Linked DNA regions of Homo sapiens: regions 1, 2 and 4 are each linked to region 3. A link is a contact called in ENCODE Hi-C or POLR2A ChIA-PET data. All regions are on one chromosome and are shown on one strand. Each heading gives the region's core, a stretch centred on a gene start or an enhancer-like site at or near the end of the contact. The rest is flanking DNA. Distances are from core to core; before and after follow the strand shown. Region 1 holds the start of ZNF26 (zinc finger protein 26). Region 2 holds the start of ZNF140 (zinc finger protein 140). Region 3 holds the start of PGAM5 (PGAM family member 5, mitochondrial serine/threonine protein phosphatase). Region 4 holds the start of ZNF84 (zinc finger protein 84).

Region 1 (4,846 bases), core at 708-3,207, 280 kb before region 3:
TCGAGGCTGCAGTGAGTTGTGACTGTTCCACTGCACTCCAACCTGGGCAACAGAGTGAGATCCTGCCTTGAAAAAAAAACAAAAGATTTACTATAAAGACCAGCCTGGGCAACATGGCTAAACTCCATCGCTACAAAATATACAAAAATTACCCGGACTGGGTGGCATGTGCCTGTAATCCCAGCTACTCGGGAGGCTGAGGCTCAAGAATCGCTCGAACCCGGGAGGCAGAGGTTGCAGTGAGCCGAGATCGCGCCACTGCACTCCAGCCTGGGCGACAGAGCGAGACTCCGTCTCAAAAAAATAAAAAAAGACTTATTACAAAGCTACAAAAATCAAGACAGTGTGGCAGTGTGGTATTAGTGAAACAACAAATAGATCAATAGAACTCAATAAAGAGCCCAGAAATAGACCCATATAAATATAGTCAACTGATCTCTGACAAAGGAACAAACTCACAGGGGGAGAAATCCACTCCTAACTTTCTCTCGTTTCTTTAGCACAACAGCCTTTCTCCACCGTGTGTCCTTTCCTTTCATTAACCTGAGTCCTCACCTCGGTCCTCTTGAGGGTTCCAGTTGGTCACACTCTGAGCTTCCACGAATACAATAAGGTGTCTTTATGTATTTCCAGTTTAGACCTCCCATGTGAGTTACAGGCTGAAATACAGGCATTGGATATTCAACACCTGCGAAAGTCATTCCCAGGGTCCCTCTTCCAATAGCATTCCTAGTCTCCGGCTGTATAGCTCAATGGTAGAGCACCACATCCGGCAACGTCGTCAACACCACTCACCGAGGGCAAAGGATTTGGCAATCAAATCACTTGTAAAGACTCCCCTCTGGTTCACTCCATCAATAATTCATAAAGTCCCGATGATCCACTGGCCCGCCCCTTACCTTTCGGACTCTCGAGCTCCGCTCCTAGCCTTTTCTCCCTATTCATTCACCTGTAATTGCGTCCATAGTTCACTAGACTACCCTCTCCACCAAACCAAAGCTCCTCTAAAATTAGGAACATACATAATTTATCTCTGCATTGCCAGCACCAGCCTTAGAGTCCAGCAGACAAAAGGACACTCCATAAACAAGCATTTGGCCAAACGAAAAAGGAGGAACTGATCATTTCTCCAGCTAAGTTCTAAGGGTCTCCATAAGACAACTTTGTGTAGAAAACATGAAATGATGGAGGATCCTCAGACTTCAGGGCCCGCAGCTGGCCATGAAGTGCAGTATAACTGCCCGTCACAGAATACCACAGGCACGTTTCTGCAGGGCCAGAGCTTGGGCGAGCTTCAGAGGCGCTTTGGTTTGGTGGGGAGGGTAGTCTAGTAAACTACGCACACAATTACAGCTGAATGTGAGTTCAGTTCCCGGAGTAACCCTGAAGAGATTAACGTGGCCACCCTCAGTATCCAGTCGAATTTTAAACACGGAAAGTCTCTACTTACCCAGCACGAAGCTGTCCGGAAACTGGTGGCCATCCCCACGCCCACGTTCGCGCGCTGCCTGCGGGGGCAGGACCCGCGGGCTGCGGAGAGACCGTGAGGGATGCGTCCGCCCGAAGACAGGTGCGGGACCAGGGCCCCAGGCTCCTGACCGTCCCGGGGCCGAGTCGTTGGCAGGGACGCCGGCTCCTCAGCTCTCGCCCAACACAGACCGCGCGTGACTAGACAACCTCCCGGTCTGGGTACCAGGAGTCGCACGGATGGATTTGTGCCTTTCCGTGGCCCTGACTCGGGAGAGCAGGAGGCTGATCTGGCCCCGTCCACGCCCCGGACCGACGGAAGTGTTTAGCTGGTCAAGTCTCTGGTCTGCCCAGGATAATCCGAGCCGCTTAGCTCCGCGCCTCCGCGGCCACAGAGACTCAGCCAGGTACACCCGCTGGCCAGATTCCGGTCCACTGAGTCTAAGCCGGAAACAGCCCTGCACGCGCGCACCCGACTAAGGCCGGGAGTGCGGCGCATGCGGAAGTGCGTCCTGCGTCGATGCGCCAGGACGCGAAGGCGCCGGAAAAACTACATCTCCCACAATCCTCGGAGAAGGCTCCCTCGTTACAGGCCTGGCTTCCAGCTGCCGCGGATCTAGAGAGGGGCACAGCCTGACGGGAAAGGAAGGCTGGGAGGGGGCTCCGCCAGCGGCACCTGGTTCACCCTCCCACGGCTGCGCCAGGTTCAGTACCATCCTCGGAGCCTGGACGCCCAGTTTCCCAGGGCCTGTAGAACTGACTCAGAGTCCGACCCCAGCAGAGACGCAGGCGTGCTGAGGTTTTGATATCAAACAAGATAGGGTTCAGACCAGAAGGCACAGCAAAAAAGGACGCTTTGTAAAGCTAAAAGCTGCAGTTCATAGGGTTAAATAACAGTTTTGAATATCAGTGCACCAAATAATACAGTAACCAACTTCATAAAGGAGAAACTATAGTAGATGTGAAAAACAAATAAATAGAACCACACCAGTAATGAAACTGCCTTTGCAAAAATTATATCAGTGAGAAAATTATAGCAGTGGGGGAGGTCTAATCTAACCAAACCCCCAACTCTGCGCGCCTTTGGCTGTCAAGATGCCTTCATTATTCCTGGGCTTAGGCCAAGCTAACTTTGGAAGACATTTAGGTTATAGTTCAAATGATAGCCCTTTTCCAAAACCCAACTGCCTTTGTAAAACCTATGAGAGACCACCAAGCTAGCGGGAGGAGAGGAGCCTGAATTCTGCTAAGATGTGGATTGGTCACAAGACACGCAACTTCCCCAGTTACTCCTACAGATAACACCACTATTGTAGATTGGCCTTTTGAGATTTAAAAATGTGCAAAATGGCCAGGCACGATGGCTCACGTCTGTAATCCCAGCATTTTGGAGGGCTGAGGTGGGTGGATCGCATGAGCCCAGGAGTTGGAGACTAGCCTGGGCAACATGGTGAAACCTCGTCTCTACAAAACATATCAAAAGTAAGCCGGATGTGGTGGCATGCATCTGTAGTCTCAGCTACTTGGGGGGCTAAGGCAGCAGAATTGCTTGAGCCCGTGAGGTGGAGGTTGCAGTGAGCCGAGATTGCACCATTGCACTCCAGCCTCGATGACAGGAGTGAAACCCTGTCTCAAAAAAAAAAAAAAAAAAAAAGTGCCAAACATCTGAATAGACATTTCTCAAAAGAAGACATACAAATGGCAAACAGGTATATGAAAAGGTACACAATATAATTGATCATCAGAGAAATGCAAATCAAAACTACAACGAGATATTATCTCACCCCAGTTAAAATGGCTTTTATCCAAAAGACAAGCAATAATAAATGCTGGTGAGGATATGGGGAAAAGGGAACCCTGGTACATTCTTGGTGGGAATGTAAATTAGTACAACCACTATGGAGAACAGTTTGGAGGTTCCTCAAAAAAATAAAAATAGAGCTACCATACAATGCAGCTATCCCACTCCTAGGTATATACCCGAAAGAAAGAAAATCAGTATATCCAAGAGCTGTCTGCACTCCCTTGTTGACTGCAGCACTATTCACAATAGCCAAGATTTGGAAGTAACCGAAGTGTCAATCAACAGGTTAATGAATAAAGAAAATGTGGTACATATACACAATGGAGTACTAGGAAGCCATAAAAAAGAATGAGATCCTGTCATTTGCAACAACATGGATGGAACTGGAGATCATTATATTAAGTGAAATAAGCGAGGCAGAGAAGACAAACTTCACATATTCTCACTTATTTGTGAGAGCCAAAAATTAAAACAATTGAACTCATGGTGATAGAGAGTAGAAAGATGGTTACCAGCAGCTGGGAGGGTAGTGGGACACTGTGGGGGATGGAAATAGTCATTTGGCAGAAAAAATAGTTAGAATAAGACCTAGTATTTTCTAGCACAACAGGATATACTCAAAAATAATTTAATTGTACATTTTAACATAACTAAAAGTATAATTGGATTGCTTGTAACACAAAGGATAAATGCTTAAGGGTACCCCATTTTCCCTGATGTGATTTTTATGCATTGCATAATAATCATTGCATTATAATATGCATTCTATATCAAAATATCTCATGTAATCCATAAATGTATACACCTACTATGTACTCATAATAATTAAAAATTAAAAAAATTAGCCAGGTGTGGTGGCATACACCTGTAATCCCAGCTACTTGGGAGGCTGAGGCAGGAGAAATGCTTGATCCTGAGAGGTTGAGGCTGCAGTGAGCCATGATCCCACCACTGCGTTCCAGTCTGGGCAACACAATGAGACCCTGTCTCAAAAAAAGAAATTAATTAATTAAAAATTTTCCCACAGAGAAAATCTGGGAATGGATGGCTCCACTAGTGAGTTCCATCAAATACTTAAAGAAGAAAGGATAATTCTTTACAAATTCTTTCAGAAAATAGATGAGAGGGAATACTTCCCAACTTATTCTATGAAGCCAGTATTATTCTCATACCAGAGCTAGACAAAGACATCACGAGGGAAAAACAAAACAGAGCTACACACCAATATTCCTATGGTGTGTAGTACCATAGACATAGACACAAAAATTCTTAAGGCTTGAGAAAACTCTTTTTCTCCTGAAACTGGTTTTGCAGGTGGTTACTCATGTGAAAACTTACCAAATTGTTTAAATACATGCAGTTTATTCTATATCACTTTATAACTTAATAAAGCTGTTTAAGAAAAATGTTAGTAAGCTGAATCTGGCAACATACAAAAAGGATTTTGTAAAATGACCAAATGGAATATATACCAAGAATGAAAGATTGGTTCAACACTGAAAATCAGTATAATAAAAAACAAAAACTATGTGACTATTTCAATAGATGCAGCAAAAGGCATTTAGCAAAACCAAC
Region 2 (4,591 bases), core at 1,000-3,499, 370 kb before region 3:
AGCAGGCTGAAGCCATTTCCACTCCTCCTGGGAGAAGTCTATGGCCACATCTCTGAATGTCACTGACCCCTGAAATGACGGACAGATATTTGCATGACCAGCACGCATGCCCCCAAACTCCCTCATCAAGGAATAAAATGAGTCTCACTGTGGAGGTTAGGCAATGTGTCTAAGTAGTAACAGTGAGAGTTTTCAGAATTCTGAGTAATTATATAATGAAGAGCCTAGCTCTTGTGTTTTGTTGTATAACTGGAGAAAAGGAGAAAAACATAAATTATCTGTCCTGAGATAATTTACAATTTTATTCAAAATAAAGGATTATACACATGAACAATATGGATTTTTGGCATTGGTTGTAAAAATTCTTAAGATTTTACAGTATTCCTTTATGTTAATAAACAATGTATATTTTCCTTAATACCAGCCTATTTTAATATAATTCAGCCAGAATTTCTTCAGGGTAATAATTCGCTACAGCAGATAACAGCACCACCCTTCAAATGGGGCATACAGTCTCAAGTTTGTCACAGTTATCCCTAATCCTAAAGAAATACCTGTGAAACTTAGTGGTAATTTTAGCAATGTCACAGAACAAGGAGGATAAGCAATAAAGAATCTTGATTCCGCAAGAAGAGAATGTAATACCTCCCAGGACAGAACCTAAAGCACTTTCCCTCAGAGTTAGGGGGAATAATATATAAGCCCTTGCTTTGCAGCCTGGTTTTGCACCACTTGAGTGATCCACATTGATCTATAAGGCATGAATGGGAATTTAAAATGTCTCAAACTAGTAGCAGTCCCAGATGGATGGCAGTTATAATTTACAGTTTTGAAGTTTAATAAAAAAGTGATTAAAGACTGTTGACTAATAAAGCAGCTGTTTCCTACACAGCAAGATCTGCAGCAGAGGTGGAAATTGGATTCCCCAGCAAAACTCAGAGAACCTCTGAATTTGGAGAGAAGTATGACAAAAAGTAGGATAAAGAAGTGGAACTGAAATGAGGGACTCATTTTGAATAGTTGACCCTGTTATCCCCACTGCTGTGAAGCACAATTACCAGCCAAGCCCTTAGGCCAAATCAAAATAAAAATGTGTTCCTTATGTCATGTCTGAAAAATGAGCTCTGAGGATTCGGAGATTTTGTTTTGGTCACTTCTGCATCCTCAAGACTTAGAATGAGTTGCACATTAGAATCACTTGGAAGGACTGTTAGACTGCTGGGCCAAATTCTCAGTTTCTGATTCAGAAGGTCTGGGGTAGGACTCAAGAATATTCATTTCTAATACGTTCTCAGATGATGCTGATACTGCTGGTCCAAGGATCACACTGTGGGAACCACTGAAAGTAGAGGTTCAGTAAAAACATATTGAATAAATGAATAAAGGGGCGCTGGAGTAACGTAAAGCACTCCTCATTCTAACACTGTGGGAAAGAGGAGGCGATGTAACAGCTGGCACCCTACCCTCTCACCCTAAAACATGCCAGCCAGGTCAGAAACCCCGCCCACATCTGGATAGCTTCCTGTCACTCTCTTCATGTATACTTAAGTATAAGCACCTGAAAAGGAGGAACAAGGGACAGGGTCCTGGGGTTCTGCCAGGCAGGTGGTTGTAGGAGAAAGAAAGCCACGTCCCAAGTCCTGAAAAACACGGCTGCACTTCACAAAGAAAAGCGGAAACAGGCCAAGTGGGTTGGCTCACTTGAGGCCAAGAGTTTGAGGTTACAGGATGCTATGATCGCTCCACTGCCTGGGCGACAGGAGGAGACCCTGTCTCTCTCTTAAAAAAAAAATAAAAATTTATATATATATATATATATATATTTATCAATCATTAGCTTACCTGAGACATAGCTCACAGAAGGGAAGGAGGAGATCAGAAAAGTGTAAAATGGCAGACCTGGCAGAGAGAGAAAGGAGCCCTGAGCGAACAGGCCAGCTAGGCCGCGCCCAAGTCACTAGATTCCCGCACTGGGGATTCCCGTGGCCCCCGCTCCGCGCCTCCCACGTAGAGAGCAGGGCGCCCTGAGAGATCGCGCTTGGACCACTGGCGCCGGCTTTCTCTTCCTGCCACGGCGCGCCTCCCCAGAACCCCCTCACCTAACAGTGGCCACAGAAGGATGCGTTTCCGTGGTGCTTTCCGCCAGGTGGGCGTAGCGTTCCAGGGCTCCGGACCGAGTCACCGCCCGGGGCCATCCGGCGCAGACCGGGAGGGCTCCTTTCGTTGCCTACAGCCAACACAGGCCAGACGCTCGGCGCCGCCCCCCAGGGCCCCTCCGCGGGCGTCGCAGGAATTGCGTCTTCAGAAGCCTCGCCGACGTCACCCCAACCAGGCCGCCGGCCTCAAGAAACTACAATTCCCAGAAACCAATGCGGCCCTGCGCGCAAGGGCTTTTCGTTCCTACTGGAACTCCCAGAGCGCCTCGCTGCCGTGCCCAGAACGCCAGGAGACAAAGAACGAGGGCCTGCGACAACTACAATTCCCAGAGCCATCGCGGCCCGGTGCGCCAGAGCATAGGGGCTATCCTCCCACGCCCAGAGCCGAGAAACAAAGAACCCGGGTCCTAGGCAACTACATTTCCCAGAAATAACCGCGGCCCCCCGCGGAAGAGTACACAGACCTTTGTGTTCCTATAACTGCCAGAGTGTCTCGCGGCCAAGCGCACAACTAGCGGAGAAACGAAGAACGTGGAACTCAGGCCACCACACTTCCCAGAAACAACCGCGACCCCGCGCGAGAGAGCATATGGCTTTCCCCGCCCCACTGCAACTCCCAGGGTGCTTTGAGGCCAAGCGCACATCATCGAAAGACAAAGAACACGAGCTTCAGGCAACTACACTTCCCAGAACCTCTAGCGACCGTGCGCAAAAGAGCGGAGGACGTTCTTCCCCTACTACGACTCCCAGAGTGCATCGTGGCCACGCCCAAAGCCGGAAGACAACGCAGAGCTCTGGCGACTACATTCCCCCAAACTCCTGCGCCGCACGCCAGAGGGTATAGGGTTTTCCTCCCCTACTACGACTCCCACAGTGCTTCGCTGGCGTGCACACACGGCCCAGAGACAAGGAACTGGAGACTCAGGTGACTACACTTCCCAGAACACACCGCGGCCCAGCAAGAGCCCAAGACCGCCTCTATTAAACAACTAGGATTCTTAACAACGACTGTGGAGTCAGTACTTCAGTCTAAGACCTTTTGCTACTGGAAAGGGGTCCGGATCTCAGACTCTAAGAGAGGGTTCTTGGATCTTGCACAAGAAAGAATTTGAGGCGAATCCATAAGGTGAAAGCAAGTTTATTAGGAAAGTAAAGGAATAAAGAATGGCTAATCCATAGGCAGGGCAGCCCCGAGGGCTGCTGGTTGCGCATTTTTGTGGTTATTTCTTGATGATATGCTAAACAAGGGGTGGATTATTCATGCATCCTCTTTTTAGACCATATAGGGTAACTTCCTGACGTTGCCATAGCCACTGGTGGGCAGTGAGGACAATCAGGTCGTTCTCATCGCTATCTCGGTTTTAGTCGGCTTCTTTACTGCAACCTGTTTTATCAGCAAGGTCTTTATGACCTGTATCTTGTGCCAGCCTCATGTCTCATCCTGTGACTACGAATGCCTTAACCTCCAGGGAATGCTGCCCAGCAGGTCTCAGCCTTATTTTAACCAGCCCCTACTCAAGATAGAGTTGCCCTGGTTCAACCGCCTCTGACAGTGGAAGACGTAGCAATGAGGACAGCCAGAAGTCACTCTCATTGCCATCTTGGTTTTGGTGGGTTTTAGCCGGCTTCTTTACTGTAAACTTTTATCAGCAAGGTCTTTATGACCTGTGTCTCATGCTGACCTGCTGTCTCATACTGTGAGTTAGAATGCCTAACGGTCTTGGAACGCAGCCCAGTATGCCTCAGCCTTATTTTACCCAGTTCTTATTTAAGATGGAGTTGCCGGGTGCTGTGGCTCATGCCTGTAATCCCAGCACTTTGGGAGGCTAAGGCGGGCAGATCACCTGAGGTCAGGAGTTTGCAATCAGCCTGGCCAACAGGCCAGAGTGTAACCTCGTCTCTACTAAAAATACAAAAATTACCTGGGCATGGTGGTGGGTGCCTGTATTCCCAGCTACTTGGGAAGCTGAGGCAGGAGAATCACTTGAACCTGGGAGGTGGAGCTTGCAGTGAGCCAAGTTGGCGCTACTGCACTCCAGCCTGGGCGACAGAGTGAGGCTCCATCTCAAAAAATAAAAATAAAAAAAAAATACAGGCCGGGCGTGGTGGCTCACGCATGTAATCCCAGCACTTTGGGAGACTGTGGCCAGCGAATCACAAGGTCAGAAGTTTGAGACCAGCCTGACAAACATGGTGAAACCCCATCTCTACTAAAAATACAAAAACTAGCTGGGCGTGGTGGTGCACGCCTATAATCCCAGCTACTCCGGAGGCTGAGACAGGAGAATTGCTTGAACCTGGGAGGCGAAGGTTGTAGTGAGCTGAGATCGCGCTATTGCACTCCAGCCTGGGCGAAAGAGCGAGACTGTGTCAAAAAAAAAAAAAGAGCAAAACAACAACAACAAATAAAATAAAAAACAAGATGGAGTTGCTCT
Region 3 (4,475 bases), core at 716-3,215:
TTCAGAATTTCTGATTTTTCAGAATTCTGATTTTTAAAAAAGAATATAACAGGCTGGGCATGGTGGCTCATGCCTGTAATCCCAGCACTTTGGGAGGCCGAGGTGGGAGGATCACCTAAGGTTGGGAGTTCAAGACCAGCCTGACCGACATGGAGAAACCCCGTCTCTACTAAAAATACAAAATTAGCTGGGCATAATGGCGCGTGCCTGTAATCCCAGCTACTCGGGAGGCTGAGGCAGGAGAATTGCTTGAACCCGGGAGGCGGAGGTTGCAGTGAGCCGAGATTGCACCATTGCACTCCAGCCTGGGCAACAAGAGCGAAACTCCGTCTCAAGGAAAAAGAAAAAAGAAAAGAAGGAAAAAGAATGTAACTCCAGTCTAATCATGAGAAAACCTTCAGAGAAGTCTCAATTGAGGGACCTTCTACCAAACCCCTGACCAGGACGCCTCAAACACTCATGATCATCAAAACAAGTCTGAGAAATTGTCACAGCCAAAACATGCCTACGGAGGCATGAAGACTACTTGTCATGTGGGACCCTAGAACAGAACAGCAGGTAAAAGCTGAGGAAATCTCAATGAAACATGAACCTTAGTTAACAGTAATGTATTATAAACTAATATAATAACTATAATTAATCTATATTATTTTGGCTCATTAATTTTGATATATACACCATGCTTAGTGTATGATGCTAATAATAGAGGAAATAAGGTTAACAAAAGATAAAAATCTAATATAAAGTACCTAACGCAACCACAGTAGTATAATTCTGTGCCCCCTTTCTCAAAGTACTGAGTATAATGAGGAGTTAGGACTGGGAAAACCATCCTTGCCGCTAGAGCAGTCCTGGCCGACAGAAACAGAATGCCAGCAACATGTGAAATTATACATTTTCTAATAGCAACATTAAAAAGAAACAGGTGAATTTCGATCATACTTTTAATTCAATATGCTAAAAATACTATTTCAACACATAACTAATGTTAAAAACCTGCACTACTTTTTTTTTTTTTCCTTTGAGACAGGCTCTGTTGCTCAGGCTGGAGTGAAGTGGCGGGATCTCGGCTCACACTGTGCAGCCTGGGACCCCTGGACTCAAGGGATCCTCCTACCTCAGCCTCCCGAGTAGCTGGGACCACAGGCGCGCGCCACCTCGCTCGGCCAATTTTTTTTGTATTTTTTGTAGAGATGGGGGTCTCACTATGTTGCCCAGGCTGGTTTCAAATTTCTCAAGCGATCCTCCGGCCTCAGCCTCCCAAACGCTGGGATTACAGGCCTGAGCTACCGCACCCGGCCCTGCTTGCGTTAAGTTTAAATTGACGTAAACTAAGCATTCCCTTCAGGAATCACACGAGCCATATTTCAAACGCTCAATAACCGCACGCAGCTCGCGGGCGCGCTCCTGCAAACGCCCCTGAAGGAGGCCCGGCTTCCACCTCAGCCTCGCCCCGGCCCGCGCTCCGGCGATGGCACCCAGGGCGGACTCGCAGGGGCGGGGAGAAGGGCGAGGACGCGACGGAGCTCGGCCACAGAAGCCGGCGGGAAGGGTCAGCCGCCCCCGGAACCCTCCGCGCAGAGCGGCCCCGGAAAGCGGCTCCTCCGCTGGGGAAAGCAGACGGCGACCCCAGATCCCGACCCGATCGCAACCTTAAACCTGGTCCCGATCTCGATCCCAACGGTAACACCTGCCCTGACCCCCATCCCGACCCCGGCCCCAAACAGCCCCGCGCGCACCTGTCCCAGTTGGGGTCCCAGACACCGGGGCCCGGCCGCGCGCCCCCCGCCCAGGCCGGCGGCTCAGCCGGGCGTGGCTCCGCGTCCCCGCCTGCGCGCGGCTTCCCTACCGCCACGGCCGAGAAGAGCACGGCGGCCGAGCCCCCGGCCAGCCCGCAGGCCGCCAGCTGCAGCGCCTGCCGGAACGCCATGCCGCTTGCTCCCGCGCCGGCCCGCGCAGGCGCCCACGGCCCCGACGGCGCTCCGCGAGGAACACGCTTCCCCCGGCTGCCGCTTCCGGGCGGCGGGGGCGGAAGTCCCGCCTCCTGGGGCGCGGCAGGACGCGGGGCAGCCTTGCGCGAAGGGGCGTTTTCGTGGAGCCACCTGCCGCGCCACGCTCCAGTCCCGTCACTTGTGCTCGCGAGCGCCGGTGCGCGCAGGTGCGGGCGGGGTTGTGGGGACGCCGGGAGGGCGGCGCGGTACTTTCCAGAAGGTTCCGCACCGGAAGCGCCTGCCGAGGCCGGAGGCTGGGTGCAGGGGCGGAGACGCGGAGAACTTGGGATCCTGGTTTAAGGGAGCTGGGAAGCTGCCGCAGGTTTGTTTAAACGATATTTTTTTGGTGGCGGAACACGAAGTAAAGTTTTCCGTCGGCGCAGTTCCTGCGTGTGCTGTTCAAGCGGCCTGAAGTGCGTTCAGGTTCGGCCGGGCTGTCCCTCCTCCTGGTCCCGACCCCTCAAACCCCGGGCCGAACACCGCCCTCTCCTGCGGGACAGTCTTTCTATGGCCGGCGCGTTTCGCCTAGCAGGGTCCTCAGAGGGACCGCGTTAGAGCCTGGGTTTCCTTCCAGGGGGACCAGCGCTCCCTGGGTGGACCGACCCCACCGCTTACCCATTGCTGGACGCCTGCGTGCACCGACCCCACCGCTTACCCATTGCTGGACGCTTGCCCTGTTGCCATCTCCTCGCTAGCGTGAACAGTGCTGCGTGCAGATCTCTCTTTCATTGATTGTTTTGCGTCTGTACCCAGAAGTGGGATTGCTGGACCATCTCTGCCCATTTTAAAATTGGGAAATGACATGATCTGATTTAAGCTATTTAAAAATCACTTGGGCCTGGGCTCGGTGGCTCACGCGTGTAATCACAACACTTTGGGAAGCCGAGACAGGCGGATCACCTGAGGTCAGAAGTTTGAGACCAGCCTGGCCAACATGGTGAAACCCGGTCTCTACTAAAAATACAAAAATTAGCCGGGCACGGTGGCTCCAGCCTGTAATACCAGCTACTCAGGAGGCTGAGGCAGGAGAGTTGCTTGAACCCAGGAAGCGGAGGTTGCAGTGAGCTGAGATTGCCTCACTGCACTCCAGCCTGGGCAACAGAGTGAAACAATGTCTCAAAAAAATAAAAATAAAAAAACTGAATGGTTCCACAGAAATACTGAGACTTCTGCTTAAACAGGCTTTCTTGAACCTGTACGCTTCCAGTTGGGTCTGCTGCTTCCAGGTCATTTACTAAAAATGATAGGAAGATTTAAAAAATAAAAATAAAAGGAAGGCCGGGCGTGGTGGCTCACGCCTGTAATCCCAGCACTTTGGGAGGCCTAGGTGAGCGGATCACGAGGTCAGGAGCTCGAGACCATCCTGGCTAACACGGTGAAAACCCGTCTCTACTAATAATACAAAAAAAAAAAAAAAAAATAGGGCATGGTGGCGGGTGCTTGTAGTCCCAGCTACTAGGGAGGCTGAGGCAGGAGAATGCCGTGAACCCGGGAGGCGGAGCTTGCAGTGAGCCGAGATCGCGCCACTGCACTCCAGACTGGGCGACAGAGCGAGACTCTGTCTCAAAAAAATAAAGGAAAATTGGGCCGGGCGCAGTGCCTCACGCCTGTAATCCCAGCACTTTGGGAGGCTGAGGTGGGCGGATCACGAGGTTAGGAGATCAAGACCAGCCTGACCAACATGGTGAAACCCCGTCTTTACTGAAATACAAAAAAGCCTGGCGTGGTGGTGCGCGCCTGTAGTCCCTGCTACTCGAGAGCCTAAGGCCGGATAATCGCTTGAACCTGGGAGGCAGAGGTTGCAGTGAGCCAGGATGGTGCCACTGCACTCCAGCCTGGGTGACAGAGACTCTGTCTCAAAAAAAAGAAAATCAGCCAGGCTCAGTGGCTCATGCCTGTAATCCCAGCACTTTGGGAGGCCGAGGCGGGCAGATCACCTGAGATCAGGAGTTTGAGACCAGCCTGGCCAACATGGTGAAACCCCATCTCTACTAAAAATACAAAAATTAGCTGGTACATACCTGTAATCCCAGCTACCCAGGAGGCTGAGGCAGGAGAATCGCTGGAATCCAGGAGGCAGAAGCTGCAGTGAGCTGAGATCACACTACTGCACTCCAGCCTGGGTGACAGAGCAAGACTCCATCTCAAAAAATAAAATAAAAAACAAGGGAAAATCCACAAGGACATAGTTGAATCCATAAGAAGAAATGACAGCAGATAAATCAGTTAACAAAAGTTCAAGAGCTGGAGATCAGATCTTTATCGACCTGAGAATATGGAACACCAGTGCCTATGTGGAAGGAAACCAGGAAGCAAGTTCATTTAATCCAGTGAGTCTGGAAGAGTCTGGGAGTTGGCAGCATTAGCCTCCTGTCTGAGAGCTGTGGGGCTGAAAGCAGGAGCATTTAGAGGAAAAGGTTGCCTTCCACATTTCGTTTCTCCCCCACATGTTCAGGGGAATAGCTCACTTTCATCACCGTGGAG
Region 4 (5,167 bases), core at 565-3,064, 330 kb before region 3:
CACAAAAATATAAATGAAGGACGCCCTGCCTCAACTGTATCACACTAACAAGCAGCACTTTCTTTTTCATGCCTTTTTGTGGTTCAAACTTCAGTGCCAACTCAGAAACACACAGCAGTTTCTCCCAGTTATACAAGAAATGACTCCTTTATACCTTAAATTGTGATAATACATAAATCTTAGAACAAAAGCTGGCACACAGTCATACGAAACATATACTAGCTATAATTATTATTATAAAAGTAATATATGATGGCAAAATATAAAAAACATACACAAGCTAAATAAGAACTATTATCTATGATCTCACCACAGGTAACCATTCTTAGGATGATGGAAACTATTGTGATATTTTTCATACAATGGAAGCATATGGTCATATTTAAAAGCTGTTTTTGTTTTTTTCCCATTATGTGAAGAACATCTTTCCAGGTCAATAACCTTATTTCTGTAAGATATAAACAACTCACATAAAATAACAAAAAAATAAAATCCGACTCATAATTGACAAAATACATAAAATATGTAGGAATATCAAGACCCATATGAAGCATACTAAAAACACCAATGAGAACTATAAAAATAGAATTAAAGAAATTTATAATTCGATTTTATTCTGGGATAGGAAGACTTCAGATTGTGAAGATAATTTGACCTCAAATGATTTATATAACTCATCGACTCCAATCAGAATCTCAAAATTCTAAAGTTTATGTGTAAGAAAAAAGGTTCAAGAACAATTCGGACACTTTTTTTTTTTTTTTGACAGGGTCTTACTGTGTTGTCCAGGCTGAAGTGCAATGGCATAACCATAGCTCACTGCAGCCCTGAACTCCTGGGCTCAAGTGATCCTCCTACCTCAACCTACAGAGTAGCTGGGGCTACAGGCATGCCCTACCACACCGGGCCTGGATGCTTTTGGAAATACAAAATAATGAGTGTGAACAGGCCCACTGTAATACATACAAATTATAATCATTATAACATTTGACACTGGCTCCAGAGAAGTTATACAGATGAAAAAAAGCAAACTGTCTAAATATGCAAGAGTCAGCATGCAATAAATGTAGCATTTCAAAGCCATCAGTAAAATTAAATTATTTAATGAATACAAGAATATTTGAAAGAAAATAAACGTAGCTATTTCATACAACTACTTTCAGTGGGTTAAATTTTAAAATAATGGAAACCCTAAGAATGTCTACAAAAAAAAACCACAGGTGAATGAATATATGTATAATTTGAGGGGAGATTTCGCTACACCATACCAAAAGCAAAAGTCACTTAAAAAATTTAAAACAGTCAATAAATATAACCATTAAAAAATACACGGCCAGGAATGGTGGCTCACACCTGTAACCCCAGCGCTTTAAAAGCCTCCTTCGATAGCGGCAGAGCCAGGCTGCTGGTGGATGCGGTCCAGCAGGGCAGCCGCTCCTTAGGGCCACGGCGCGGCAAGCGGGCTGGCCCGAGGTCGAGGCTAAACGCGCCCGAGGCTAAACGCGCCCGAGGCTGGCGCCTCCACGCCCGCCTGAAAGGACGCCCAGGAGCGGCGCCTCCGGAAAGGCCGTGCCCGCCCCACAGCCCAGAATCCGCGCAGCTCCGCGGCCCACGGCATCTTCACGACCCGGCCCAGCCCCAACCCGCCCCAGACCCGCATCCGCGCGCGGACGCCCAGGGCCTTGAAGCCGAAGCTCCCCGCGGCCACTCCCGCGCGCCTCCCCCGCCATTCCCGGAGCCCCCAGCGCCGGGCCCGCAATAAACTCACTGAACTCACAAAAGACGCCGCCGCCGAGTCGCGCCCGCGCGCCCGCGGCCTCGCGATCACGTGACACCGCCCGTCCCCCGTGTCCCGCGCACGCGCCCAAACCGTCGGCCTTTGTGCGCTCCCGGGCGGCTCCGAACGGGCCGGGACGAGTCGGGGACTGCACACGCGCACACTCGCACGCGCGCACACGCGTACACTCCCCTCTCACGTGGCAGCGAAGGACAAAGAGGAAGAACGGGCCACCTGCAAGCATTACCAAGAGTGCATGTGCGCATGCGCGAAGGAAGGAGCCCCGCGAACTCAACTTCCCACAGTGCCCCGCGTCCGGAAGTGCCTGTCGCTTGGAGACGGAGTGACTCCAAACGGGCTCACACGGTTTTCTGAGAAACATAAAGGGAAACCGAATCCACCAATATATATATATATTTTCTTGAGACGGCGTCTCGCTCTGTCACCCAGGCTGGAGTGCAGTGGCGTGATCTCGGCTCACTGCAAACTCCGCCTCCCGGGTTGACGCCATTCTTCTGCCTCAGCCTCCCGAGTAGCTGGGACTACAGGCGCCCGCCGCCACGCCCGGCTAATTTTTTTGTATTTTAGTAGAGACGGGGAGTCACCGTGTTGCCCAGGCTGGTCGCGAACTCCTGAGCTCAGGCAATCCGCCCGCCTTGGCCTCCCAAAGTGCTAGGATTACAGGCGTGAGCCACCGCGCCCGGCCCACCAATACTCAATTGGTTTGACTTCAGTTGAGGAAACCAGAAAAAATTTAAATATATTTATGGAAAGAAGGTAAGAATTAACAGAAAAAAGTAAAGTTGATCCATAACTGGAGTCGTAGGGAGAATTATAGGTAAGTCACGATGCTTATGACAGCAAGATGGGGCCGGGGAGATGGAGGAGAGAGATGAAAAAAGAGAAATAACCATAGACACATAGGAAATTGAATGAAAATCCGCTCTATACTAATAAATTTGATAATTTGTGACACAAATGATTCTCCAGGACAACATGGGCCAAATTTGACCCAATTTTATCCACAATTTGAAGACAAATTCAGAGATCCTTTGCCAGAAAGCATCATAATGAGTTGCTTAGTGAATTGCTTCAAACATCCAGTGATTAGAGAATTCTTATATTTATTCCCAGAGGTAGAACTCACCAGTGAAGTACTAGCATAAAAACAGACGCATGGACCAATGTGGAACAGCGTAGAAAAACCAGAAATAACCCCATGCATATACAGTCAACTAATCTTAGGCAAGTCAACTAATCTTGTGTCAAGAATACACGATGGGGAAAGGACAGTCGCTTCAATAAATAGCGTGAGGAAACCGGATATCCAAATACTGCTACGCAAAAGACCTCATTGCCCGATGTGCACAGAAGCCAATACTATGGCACCAGGCGTTTGAGAAAAGAAAAGCTTAATTGCGAGTTGACCAACAAAGTGACAGGAGTTTAGTTCAAATCTATCTCTCTGTGCTGCCCTTAAGGCAGCACTATTGTGAAAAAAGGTTTAGAGGGTGGATTCTGGGATTCACAGGTGAATGGTGAAGGAAAAAGGAAGTCTGGAAAGTCCCCGACCATGTGCAGTTGTCTCTTCAAGCCTCTTCTTGGGTCCCATGTGCAAATTAAGGTAGAGTTAGTGTGAAAAGTGCAGTGGAAATTCAGGCTGCGACATCAGCAAGCTCATTCTGCATGGACTCCGTTTGGTTATATTGGTTTCAACTGATTTCAGCCAGTTGTATTATATTACAAACGGAGTTTCAGCAAACTGTTTCTTATCTGCCATCCTGTAAGCTCAAGAATTTCTGTTAGCCGGACGCGGTGGCTCACGCCTATAATCCTAGCACTTTGGGAGGCCGAGGCGGGCAGATCACCTGAGGTCAGGAGTTCGAGACCAGCCTGGCCAACATGGTGAAACCCTGTCTCTACTAAAAATACAAAAATTAGCTGGGCGTGGTGGTGCACACCTGTAATCCCAGCTCCTCGGGAGGCTGAGGCAGGAGAATCGCTTGAACCTGGGAGGTGGAGATTGCAGCGAGCCGACATCGCGCCACTGCACTCCAGCCTGGGCGACAAGAGCGAGACTCCATCTCAAAAAAAAAAAATTCGTTAGTCACTGGTTTCTTTAACTATTTGGGGGCATGGTTTCACAACTTCTTCTTCTTCTTTTTTTTTTTTTTTGAGACAATCCCTCACCAGAATCTAGGCCTTTTCTAACCTGCTCCTCCAGACTCTTCCAAACTCTGCCCATTACCCAGTTCCAAAGCCACTTCCACATTTTCAGGATTTATTATTAGCAACAGCCCCACTCCTCAGTACCAATTTTCTGTCTTAGTTTATTTTCTATTGCTGTAACTGAATACCTGACACTGAATAATTTATAAAGAAAATGAATTTATTTCTTACAGTTCTGGAGACTGGGAAGTCCAAGGTTGAGGGACACTTCTGGTAAGGACTTCCTTGCTAGCAGGACTCTCTGCAGAGCCCCAGGTCAGTCCAGGGTGCACACTGTGAAGGGGGATCAAGCAGCCGAGCCCATTTCTCTCTTTCTCTTCCTATAAAGCCACTAATGCCCACCCTCATGAGCTCATCTAATCCTAGTTACCTCCCAAAGGTCCCACCTCTCAATTGCCATAGGCAGCTTTCCCACTCTCCTAACACTGTTACAATGGGGGTTAGTTGCAACGTAATTTTCAGAGGGCATAGACATTCAAATCATAGCAGTATATATCCAAAATAAATAAAATTAAAAGATATCTCAGCGATATCTGCACTCCCCTGTTCATTGCAGCATTATTCACAATAGTGAAGATGTAGAAACAACCTAAGCATCTATCAAAAGATAAAGAAAATGTAGTATACGTACACAATAGAATATTACTTGGCCTCAAAAAAGGAGAAAATTCTGTGATTTACTACAACATGGATGAGCCTGGAGGACATTATGCAAAGTGAAATACACATAGAAATACACGGATACAGAAAGAAGATACTACACGATCTCACGTAGATGTGGAATCTTAAAAAGTCGAACTCATAGAAACAGTGGAAGAGTGGTTACCAGAGGTCAGGTGGCAAGTAGGGGAAATGAGGAGATGTTGGTCAAATGTTTTAAAAAGAGAACAAACTTGCAGTTATAACATGAATAAATTCTGGAGACCTAATGGACAGCATGGTGACGACAGTTAATAATATGTTGTACGCTTGAAATTCACTTAGAGTAAGCCTGAAATACCCTAATCACACATACCTAAAGGGTAACTATGTGAGGTGATGGATACATTCACTGGCTTGATTGTGTCAGTCACTTCACAATGATATATATATATATATATATATATAAAGATCCCATTGTCATCTTGGATACAATTTTATCTCATTTTTTTCTTTTCTTAA

What was found. A loop is a pair of places that touch in the nucleus more often than their neighbours do. ChIA-PET counts read pairs that join two places held with the same protein, here RNA polymerase II (POLR2A). Pooled maps may share reads with other maps.
Region 1: a loop to region 3 is called in a map of CD8-positive, alpha-beta T cell, with 10 times the contacts of the local background. The contact joins the promoter of ZNF26 here to the promoter of PGAM5 in region 3. A Hi-C loop is called at or near these places in 1 of 168 maps with a recorded cell type or tissue (CD8-positive, alpha-beta T cell), 1 of 37 single-sample maps with no recorded cell type and 10 of 50 pooled maps. POLR2A ChIA-PET finds 5 or more read pairs at or near these places in 1 of 52 experiments (CD4-positive, alpha-beta memory T cell).
Region 2: a map of naive thymus-derived CD4-positive, alpha-beta T cell shows a loop between it and region 3 (18-fold over the local background). The contact joins the promoter of ZNF140 here to the promoter of PGAM5 in region 3. A Hi-C loop is called at or near these places in 1 of 168 maps with a recorded cell type or tissue (naive thymus-derived CD4-positive, alpha-beta T cell), 13 of 37 single-sample maps with no recorded cell type and 15 of 50 pooled maps. POLR2A ChIA-PET finds 5 or more read pairs at or near these places in 1 of 52 experiments (A673).
Region 4: a loop to region 3 is called in a map of CD4-positive, alpha-beta T cell, with 2.8 times the contacts of the local background. The contact joins the promoter of ZNF84 here to the promoter of PGAM5 in region 3. A Hi-C loop is called at or near these places in 2 of 168 maps with a recorded cell type or tissue (CD4-positive, alpha-beta T cell and naive thymus-derived CD4-positive, alpha-beta T cell), 9 of 37 single-sample maps with no recorded cell type and 12 of 50 pooled maps. POLR2A ChIA-PET finds 5 or more read pairs at or near these places in 1 of 52 experiments (activated naive CD4-positive, alpha-beta T cell).

Annotation. Positions count from the first base shown.
Region 1 is chr12:132,983,478-132,988,323 of GRCh38, reverse strand. ZNF26 (zinc finger protein 26) reads right to left here and starts at 1,957. Exons shown (of 4, transcript NM_019591.4): 1 at 1,451-1,957. The coding sequence starts at 1,483. LOC124903064 (a long non-coding RNA gene) reads right to left here. Exons shown (of 2, transcript XR_007063552.1): 2 at 4,614-4,846. RefSeq lists enhancers at 1,337-1,386, 1,112-1,611, 1,867-2,336.
Region 2 is chr12:133,078,581-133,083,171 of GRCh38, reverse strand. ZNF140 (zinc finger protein 140) reads right to left here and starts at 2,249. Exons shown (of 5, transcript NM_003440.4): 1 at 2,100-2,249; 2 at 1,843-1,899; 3 at 1-69. The coding sequence starts at 1,851. RefSeq lists enhancers at 2,261-2,460, 2,531-3,220.
Region 3 is chr12:132,708,332-132,712,806 of GRCh38, reverse strand. It overlaps PGAM5 (PGAM family member 5, mitochondrial serine/threonine protein phosphatase), which reads right to left and starts at 1,965. Exons shown (of 6, transcript NM_001170543.2): 1 at 1,740-1,965. The coding sequence starts at 1,930. It overlaps LOC124903063 (a long non-coding RNA gene), which reads left to right and starts at 2,212. Exons shown (of 2, transcript XR_007063551.1): 1 at 2,212-2,313. RefSeq lists silencers at 1,449-1,558, 1,769-2,228 and an enhancer at 2,399-2,448.
Region 4 is chr12:133,034,156-133,039,322 of GRCh38, reverse strand. It overlaps ZNF84 (zinc finger protein 84), which reads right to left and starts at 1,814. Exons shown (of 5, transcript NM_001289971.2): 1 at 1,778-1,814. It overlaps ZNF84-DT (ZNF84 divergent transcript), which reads left to right and starts at 2,101. Exons shown (of 3, transcript NR_110091.1): 1 at 2,101-2,554. It also overlaps the pseudogene PTP4A1P2. RefSeq lists a silencer at 1,708-1,887 and an enhancer at 2,108-2,197.